2 separate regions of the Mus musculus genome follow, and region 2 is linked to region 1. The links are chromatin contacts, found by POLR2A ChIA-PET in ENCODE. All regions are on one chromosome and are shown on one strand. Each heading gives the region's core, a stretch centred on a gene start or an enhancer-like site at or near the end of the contact. The rest is flanking DNA. Distances are from core to core; before and after follow the strand shown. Region 1 holds the start of Hexim2 (hexamethylene bis-acetamide inducible 2). Region 2 holds the start of Plekhm1 (pleckstrin homology domain containing, family M (with RUN domain) member 1).

Region 1 (4,831 bases), core at 26-2,525:
TGACGTTCGAGGTCAGGCCATTGGGAGAGTCGGGGCTCGATGGGAGAAATCTTGAGGGCAAGAGAGCTCAGAAATTTCCAAGCGCTAAGCTCGAGCTTTCCACGTGCCCAGATCTAGTTGGTCCCAGGGGGAGTTGGTGGCTGTTATAGAAGTTAGAGGGTTGTTGCTTTTCGCAGCCCTGAGAAGTGGGATGGACACGGTGTATGGGGGTGGGGAGGCGGGTGCAATCCGGCCGGGCAACCTCGGAGCCTCCAGCTCACTAGCACTGCTCAGGGCATGCGGCCAGAGTTGCAACCTCGGCCCGTCCCTGCGAGCCAGGGTCTCCAACTGGCGTCGCGCCCACCTCGTCCTTCAGATGGGGGTCCGGCTACGCCGGGCCTGGCCGCCATACCCGGGATGAATGGGGGTGACGAGAGGCCTTGGGCAGACCTCGGCCTCAGGATCACGTCCCGGTGGAAGCACAGCAGAGGGGAAGCCGTCTTACTGGCCTCTCCTCTGCTGGGATCCCGGGAAATACGCGGTAATTACCCCAAAAGGCCGCTCTCAAAGGCGAGGCGGAGAGGCTGCCGGGACGGTTTGAGGACTGGGCTCGGCCGGGGAGACGCCAACCTTCACCCTTCCCAGCCCCCGACCCAACTCCCCGCCGTCTCCCGGCGCCGCCACTTCAGGCAGCCCACTCGGCCCGGCCTCTCCCCGCGCCCGGACCACCCCCCATGGGGTGCTCTCACTGCGCAGCGAGTCCCTCCGCTGCCTCCTCCCAGCCCAAAATGGCGGCGGCGGCGGCGGCCCCCGAGCTGCTCGTCGCCTTCCTCAAGGCTAGGGAATCCCTCCGCGCGCAAGCCCCGCCCCCGCGACCGGATCTCTATTTCTCCCTGGTAAAGCCTAACGCCATCAATGAACTCTTTAATTGAGCTCTGACAGGGCGGGTCCAGTTGTGCTTCCGCACAGCTAGTTGTTGACAAAAGTCGGGAGACTGGCAGACAAGCGACCCAATCAAAGAAGAGATCGGTGAGCGCGGGACGTTCACGCAAAGGCAAATAGGTTTTTTTTTTTTTTTTTTTTTTTTTTTTTTTTTTTTTTTTTTTTTTTGGCGTTCCTGGGCATGGTTGTTGACGTAATGGGAGCTTGAAAGTATCCTGGGCAGCTTTCCTAGGGTGGAAGAACTACAACCCCCAGCAGCCATTGCGCTGCCAGGCTGTCCTCTTCGCCCCTCCACCTCCCCCCCCCCCCATCTTAGGGCTTTAGCGGCTTGGCCAGAGCTGCTGCTACTGCAGCAAGAGATAGGGCAGAGGCGTTGAGACTCTCATGGACAGGCGGTCGCACAGAAAGACACACAGAGGTAGTGGTGTACACTAAGCCCTTGACAGCAAATAGGTCAGTCCCACCTTCGTTAAATCTCCCTGCCAGGACTTTTCCCTCCTCCAAGAACTCCATTTTTACTCCCATTGAATTTTTTTTCTTCTTCTTTCTGTCAGCTGCATGTAGTTTGAAGACTTCTTCCCTTTAGCTCCCCGTTCCTTGAGACAGGAGAGAAGCCGTCCAGGCCCTGTAGACAAAAAGACTTCAACCATAGGCTCTGACCAGGTCCCAACCTAGAGAGATTGAAGGTGGTCAAGATAGGGGCTTCCAGGAGCTACAGACCCACCCTCTCCACAGCATCCCCCAAGCAGTGTCCTTTCTGGGTGACAGAGCTCAGGCCTACCCTCCTAACTGCCAGCCTGTCTTTACTTATTAGGAGAGCAGAGGCCCAGGGCCTCTGCTCTCCCACTTGGTCCCTTGCTGGCTAGCAATGTGAAGACTAGAGTATGGAAACAGCCTTCCGAGTCTTCACTTGAAAGTGAAGGCCATGCAGGTCTGGGGCCACAAAATGGCTGCTGCTGCTGTGACAAAACAATTCCTGACCAACCAGCTTCTGCCTAAGGACTTAGGTTTCTGTTGTTGTTCAAAGCAGGTGACAGTAGTTAAAGACATCATCTGCTGCAAGAGTAGGAGAAGATGGCCACTGTGAACCATACCAACTGCAACACAGCGTCACCAGCTGCTCTGGAGGAGGCCAAGGTAAGTACCCACCCTCCCAGCCACCTGAAAGCCCTAAACGTGGGGTCAGATAGCTGAAATCCTAGGGCTTTTGTTGTTTTGTCTTGTTGGTTGGTTGGTAGATTTAGAAAACCAGTATTTTATTTTATTTTCGTTTGTTTGAGACCTTGAGGGGGGAGGTGGGGGGGGGTGTCTTTCTGTGTATCCCCAGCTGGCCTCGAACTTGCAACAACGTTCTTCTTCAGCCTTCCAAGGGCTAAAATTACAGCCTGCACCACCACACCCAGCTAGAAAGCCAGTGTTTTAAATGAGTCTGTACTGTGCTCTGGGAAGTAGGCCAGAATGTGATTCAATGATGGCTCATGAATTCCTAAAAGCCCTTCAAGGTAGATGTTATTTCCAGTGGACAGAAGCTGAGGTTGGAGAGCTGCACTACCTTTTCCAGAATCAGGCAGCCTGTGAGGAACAAAATTCCACCTTACATTTAGGGTCTTCTGATAACAGTACCTTGTCTCTCAATGACAAGTGACCTCAAGGACAAATAACTTGGTTAGAGATTTTGCACTTAAAAAAAAATTTATTTTTTCCGGGCTGAGAACCAAGAATGAGTCAAGACAAGAGATTTCGGTGTACAGGTTGACAGGCAGGGCAGGAAAACCTCAGAGGAGAGGGAGAAAGCGCCTAAGTCCTCAGTAAATGGCAACTTAGTATGTGGGCTGACAGCAGGAACCCACAGAGTCCCAGCCCATGCTGGCTCTCGGTGGCCCTTATCCATCACCACACTTCCAAAATAGCAGAGAGCCAAACATCAGAGAGTTGGTTTCTGTTGTTATTGTTGTTGTTGTTGTTGTTGTTGTTGATTTCACAATGCTAGGAATTGAACCCAGGGCCTTGCCAATGCTAGAAAAGTGCTTTATCATGGAGCTACACCCCAGGCCTTTGCTGTTATTGTTGTTTGCTGGGTTTTGTTTTTGTTTTTGTTTTTTTGACAGCGTTTCTCTGTGTAACAGCCCTGGCTGCCGTGAAACTCGATTTGTAGACCAGGCTGGCCTGTAACTCAGAGACATACTTGCCTTTGCTTCCTGAGTGCTGGCATTGTGTGTGTGTGTGTGTGTGTGTGTGTGTGTGACAGTGTTTAACTCAGAGAGGCTTTTAACCCATTTAAGCCTAGTCTGGGTTTCTTATGGCGTTTGTCAAGTAAGGCTACAAGAGAGGGTGAATGTCTCGTGCAGGTTACAGAGCAGAACTTATCTTTTATAGTGATAGTGGTGGAGGGTCAGAGCTTCAAAATGGAGACAATGAATAAGCAGAGGGACAGAGCTGGCTTGGTTTTAGGCCGGAGTCACTAGGGAACTAAGACTGGGAACAGGAAAATGACCGGAAACATACAATAAGCTATCCTTAGATCCCTGTACGTTGTGTCTGTAGGTGGGCAGCAGAGCCATCTTAGTTTGTTTAAACCACCAGTAAGACAAGGCCAATTCCTTATGATCTGATTGATGATCTTCCTGCTACAGGTGAAGGGACACTGCAAATATCTCACAGCGCGCAAGTACGCACACACACACACACACACACACACATGCACACCCCTGGAATCCCCTTAGGATCTCTGAAACACCTAATGAGGCAGTCGGCATGATGCTTCATGTGTGTAATCCCAGAACTCAGGAGACCGTGGCAGCATTGCTGAGACCAGGCTTGGCTGCAGAACGGGTTCCAGACTATCCTGGGCTACCAAGTGAGACCCCAAAACAAACAGCTTGTCTCCAAAAGCAGACCCCCCCCCCCAGGTCCCCTGCTCAGAGGCCAGCAAGATGGCTCAGCAGGTAAAGTTAGTTCTCGTACCAAGACCAACAACCTGAGTTCAACCTCCAGGATCTATAGAATAGGAAGGAAAAACCAACTCCCACAAGTGATCTGTGACCTACACATACACACACACACACAAGCCATGTCCTTAGGATGCGTCTGTATACACACATACACACTTACATAATAAGTAAAACTGTAAAAAAGTGACCCTGCTTAGATGCTACTGTGAGAGTGGTTATTATTAGAAATCTCTCTAACCACAAACTTAGAGCAATTCGTTCCCTATCCTCACACCCAGGACTCCTGCCCCTCACCACACAGATAAGCAGATGCCCCTTGTGTGCACTCCCTCCCTCCTTCCCACCCTCTCCTCTTCCTCTTCCAAGGTCTCCTTGTGTAGCCCTGGCTGGCCTGGAACAGGCTGGCCTTAGACTCATCTGCTTGCCTCCTGTCACCAAGCCCTGGGATTGATGGATTCTCTCCCCCTCTTTAAAGCTCTGAAATCTGTCTGCGACCGACCTCCCCTTGGTTAGGACCTCTTGCTACCTCATACAGTCCATAAATAGAGAGACAACCGTGTGTTCACCGAACATCGGGGTAAAATGTTGCGTTCTTAGGGGATGAAGATATTTGATAAGTAGTAACACGCAGGGTGCTATCTGTGAGGTTGCCTGTGTGACAGGATAGGGTAGCTGGGAGAGCCACTGTCATAGGATCTTCAGGGAGAGCGGCACTGAAGAGGCAACATTACAGCTGAAGCGTGGGCAATAGGAAAGGATCCACCGTGCAAAGAGCTGGAAGCTGGATTGGTTATCTAATTCTCAGGGAGGGGGCGGGGAGTCCCTGTTCAAAAGTTATTAAGTTCAACCCCCACCCCCATCCCCCACCCCCCACCCCCGGCCTAAATCCTAGCAACTCTGGAGGCCGAGGCAGGTGGACTTGCCTGGATAGAGTGAGTTCAAGTTCAGCCTGGAGAACT
Region 2 (4,722 bases), core at 890-3,389, 280 kb after region 1:
TGCTGACAGGGCCTGAAGTGCAGCTCAGTGGTAGAATATTTGCCTCACATATACAAGGCCCTGGACTAAAACTCCAGCACTGGGCTTGCGTATGGGGGAGGGGGCTGCCAAAGACCCCTCCCAAAGCAAGCCCATTAGAACCTGGTTGGAAATGTCCTTGGACTATAAATGCTGAGCATAGGACTTAAAGACACACATCTGTCTCAACTACTGGGTTCACCTTTACATGTTCCTACAAACCCCAGTGGCTAAGACTAAGTGATCCAGGACCTACAAAAAGAGAAGCGATTTTACAGTCCCTGTACTGTCCTTCAGCCTCCCAGGACTCCTCCTGGCTTACAACATGCTTCTGATGGCCATTATGTTTCTGGGTTCAATAGTGGGGAAGCTCTGCATTCAGCTATGCAGAAAGGAACACTGGGTAGATTCTTCCTCACAGGTGCTAGGACACACTGGCAGGACTCTGTGATCACAACCAACTAACTCCACACTGCTTCCCTGAGGCTCTCTACTGACAGAACCGCCAGCCAAAAGGAAGGGCTGGTTTCCATTACCTCAGGATGAATGAGATGGTTGAGTGGCCACCTCTCACCTCCCAGGTATTTGAATGACACCTACCATTACAACAGCAGGCACAAATGACTTAATAGGAATGCCAGAAAAGCCATCTGTGGAAACACATTTAGGAGATCAGACACTACAAAGAACATCTCCCCCAAGAAGCTTTATACTCAGTTACCATCCGAGTCCCTACACACACCAATTTAGCTGTTTAGTCTGCTGGGCTCTGAACAAGGAGCAGACATGGCTGTTGAGGAATATAGCAAGTATGACCACTAGGGAGCTATACCCTAAATTCTCAAAGTGAAAGAGAGCTGGATCAAGGAAGAAAATGACAGGAGTTGAGTAGATCTAGTTAATAGCAATTCTGGGAAGCCAGGCATGGTGACTCATGCCTACAATTCCAGCACTTGGGAGGTGGAGGCAGGGAGGATCAGGAGTCCATGGCTGTTTAGATTGGCTGTCTTAAAACAATAACAAAAACAAAAAACAAAACCACCCTCCATCCTACAAAAACAAACAAACAAACAAACAAACAAAAAACAGATTAAAACCAGGAGTGGTGACCCACACTGTGAGTTTGAGGCCAGCCTGATCTACATAGTGAGTGATCTGAGAGAGAGATCTAAGGCTAAATAGTGACATGCTGTCTCAAAAACAACAACAACAACAACCCAAAACCCCAAACTAACAGTGATGTTAGGGGGCAGGAATATTATGTACATGCATAAAATTCTCAAAGAATTAATAAATGCATATTAAATTTAAAGTAACGAAAGGACTGGGGGAAGTGGTAGAAACTGAGACAGTCCTCTACAGCAGAGTCGGGGACAGTTTAATATTAAGTCTTAGACAGGAAAGTGCCTGAGAGACCTTACCTCTGTGATCAGCTAGGGAATTAGGTAAAAATCGGTAAAGAAAAGATACACACAAGCCTTGAGATAAAGCTGTGACGTCAGTAACCAAGAAGAAACCGGCAAGTTCAACAGGAGAAAACTTCAGTAGTGGGTCAATGGGAGGGAGGGAGACTTAGCGTGTTTGGGACGAGTGAGCCAGATACGACAGGCTGCGATAAGAAATTGAGCCAGAATGGAGGGTCGAGGGAAGGTTCAGAAGAGATGAGGGATAAACGCGATGTTGAGATAAGAGGTGGCGAAGGGATGTGGCTCGCTCGGATCGGGTTGCAACTGGGCTAAAGAGGGGTCACGAGTGAGGCTACACTTTTGCAAGACCGGTGGTTAGGGGACCCGGCTTGGGGCTGAGGTTGGCTGCGGTGGAGACGGAGGGGAGAGAGCCGGTGGCCACTGGCTGAGGTGGGAGCAGGCCCGGGCTGCGAAGGGCCGAGGTTCCCACCCCAAGTCTCCAGGCGCACAGGGGTCGCGAGTGGCTGCGAGGTTGCGGGCCCACCGCCGGGTCGCATCACCGCCCCGCGCTTCCCTCCACGTTCAGACCCCAGACTCACTCACCGAAGGGATCAGGAGCAGGTGGCGGCGCTCCGGGCGAAGCGAGACCCCCCTCGGTTCCGAGCAGAAGCTGCGGCTCCAAAGGCACTGACAACAGGAAGCGGCGCGCGGCGTCTGACGCCATCACGTCGGCTCCTCGCTACGGCCCCGCCCCCAGTCCTCAAAAACCAATCACTGGGCCTAGAGGAGCCGAGGGGCGGGGCCGTCAGCTCTTCCCTTGCCCCGGATTGCAGGGCTTCTTGGCTCAGGTGAGCGATCCTGCCGCTCTCGCTACTCTGGCTCTGGGTAGCGCAGAGAGGCTGGACCCTTGGAGCTTCGGGACTTCTGCGTCCCGCAGCTCTGCCCCTCAATCGCATCTGTGCAACTTTGGGGTTGTCGTGTTTGCCCCCTTAATCCGAAAATGCGCCCTGTTGCGCCATTAACCCGTATGTTTCCCTAAGGGCATTAGTAGTGGAGGGAGCAAGTGGATCCTGGGTCCAAGTGGGACCTTCAGGTCTGGTTTTTCCGGAGCCAGGAAACAGTTGTTTTGACTTGTCTCATACCACGTGATCGCCCTGAGGGCTCTCTTGGACCTGTTAGTTTAATTTGCCTGCGGTCAGCCCTTTGAGGCATGAAGCCCAGAGGACCTGCTTTTTGTCTTCTCACTATTTAATTGCTTTTGTTCCATTACAGAAAATGACAGCTGTCTCTCGGAATAGACGCGGAAGAAAACTGTCAAATGTAGCAACCGTGACTAATAAAGGGCAGGCTGGGCAGGTCTGAGGACCGTGCCCAAAAGGGAACCTAGGACCTAGGTGTGGGCCATAGAGGTGGTGACTGTAAAAGAAAAGACTCTCTGTGAGTTTATATGAACTTTGCTCCTATTGACTTAGAGGACCTTGTTTTCTTGGTGTCTTCCATCCCCTCTGGCTCCTACACTCTTTCCACCTCTCCCTTGGGGTTCCCTATCTGCTGTAGAAGGAAACTTCTCTAATGATGGCTGAACAAGGCATTGATCTATGAGTACCCAAATGTCATTAGGAGTCATTTTATCACTATGTCTTTTTTTTCCTTTTCTTTCTTTCTTTTTACCAGTTGTGGTTTGAATGTGCTTGGCCCATGGGAAATGGCACTATTTAGGAGGCATGGCCTTACTGGAAGAGGTGTGGCCTTGTTAGCGGAAGTATGTCACTGTGGCTTTGAGGTAATATATATTTGAATATATGTTCAAACATATATATGCTCAAACTCTGCCCAGTCTCTTGGTTGCCTTCTTTTTTCTTTCTTTCTTTTTTTTTTAATTTATTTTATTTTTATTATATGTAAGTACACTGTAGCTGTCTTCAGACACTCCGGAAGAGGGAGTCAGATCTCATTAAGGATGGTTGTGAGCCACCATGTGGTTGCTGGGATTTGAACTCAGGACCTTTGGAAGAGCAGTTGGGTATCTTACCCACTGAGCCATCTCTCCAGCCCTCTGGGTTGCCTTCTAATCAAGACTCTTAAAAAAAAAAAAAAAAAAAAAAAAGCTCCTCCCCCAGCACCACACCTGTCTGCCTGCTGCCACGCTAATGACGGAACCTCGGAACCTGTAACCCAGCCCCAGCTAAATGTGTTCCTTTATAGGAGTTGCCTTGGTCATGGTGTCTTTCACCACAATGGAACCCCTAACTAAGACACCAGTCTTATTTGCTTTTACCCTAGGTCCCTGGGCTATCTGGTCTTTGGTTCTTGGTTACCCCAAGCATGTTGGGTATGGGTTCCACCTGGTGAAGTGGGCCTTAAGTCAAATCCGTTACTGGTCGGTTTCTCCCATAAGCTTGGCGCCCCCATTGCCCTAACATATCTTAAAGGCAGTACGTCATTGTTATGCAGGGGTTGCAGCTGGCTTGGTGTTCGCGCTTCACATTTGGTAGTGTGCAAAGTACCCTCTTGTACCAAAGACACCAGAACATAGGGATAAAGGCTCTGTTTAGGCACCTACTCAGCATCTTCAGGTTCAGTGAGGTGTGCAGGTATTGTCTTAGCAGTGGAATCTTGCTGTTGGTTTGTGGCGAGCAACCTATAGGCTAGGCAACAACTTGGGTTGTTTGGTGATCCCCATGGGCCTCTTTGGCCAATGACTCAATTAGCTGTAACCCAGTCCCTGTACTGGAAGCTTTGTTTGGTGACAAGAGATGGCCAGTTCACAGCCTGTCTGCTGGATCATTTGGAGCTTTCATTTAGATTGCCTTCATATATGTATATATTTTAGGAAATCTGTCCTGTATTAGTTTTTCATATTACCCTTTAAATGCCCCCTTAATTTTAGCTGTCTCTCCCTGAGTAGTCTCTCCCCAAACCCCCTCCTCCTTCCCCACTTGATCCTCCTGTTCCAAGCCCGCATCCATCCATAATCTTTTCCAAAGAAGAGCTGTCTGTCCCCTCTATTCCCTTCCTCTACAGCTACCCGGCGTGGTTCTACAGATTGTAGCTTAGTTATCATTGACTTAACTGCTAATGTCCACATATAACTGAATAGACACCAGGTCTAGGATACCTCACTCAGGATAATTCTTTTTCTAGTTATATTCCCTTTGCCTATAAATTTCATGATGTCTTTTTTTTTTTAATGGCCGAGTAATACTCTGTTGTGTAAATGTACCACATTTTCTTTATTCATCTTCTACGGAGGGACATCTGTTTTTCAATTTCTGGCTATTGTGACTGGGACAGCAGT

Evidence for each region. ChIA-PET counts read pairs that join two places held with the same protein, here RNA polymerase II (POLR2A).
Region 2: POLR2A ChIA-PET joins it to region 1 with 10 read pairs in embryonic stem cell. The contact joins the promoter of Plekhm1 here to the promoter of Hexim2 in region 1. POLR2A ChIA-PET finds 5 or more read pairs at or near these places in 4 of 5 experiments (Patski and embryonic stem cell).

What each region holds. Positions count from the first base shown.
Region 1 is chr11:103,132,084-103,136,914 of GRCm38, forward strand. It overlaps Hexim2 (hexamethylene bis-acetamide inducible 2), which reads left to right and starts at 1,276. Exons shown (of 3, transcript NM_027658.2): 1 at 1,276-1,374; 2 at 1,952-2,058. The coding sequence starts at 1,996.
Region 2 is chr11:103,410,566-103,415,287 of GRCm38, forward strand. Plekhm1 (pleckstrin homology domain containing, family M (with RUN domain) member 1) reads right to left here and starts at 2,140. Exons shown (of 12, transcript NM_183034.2): 1 at 2,028-2,140.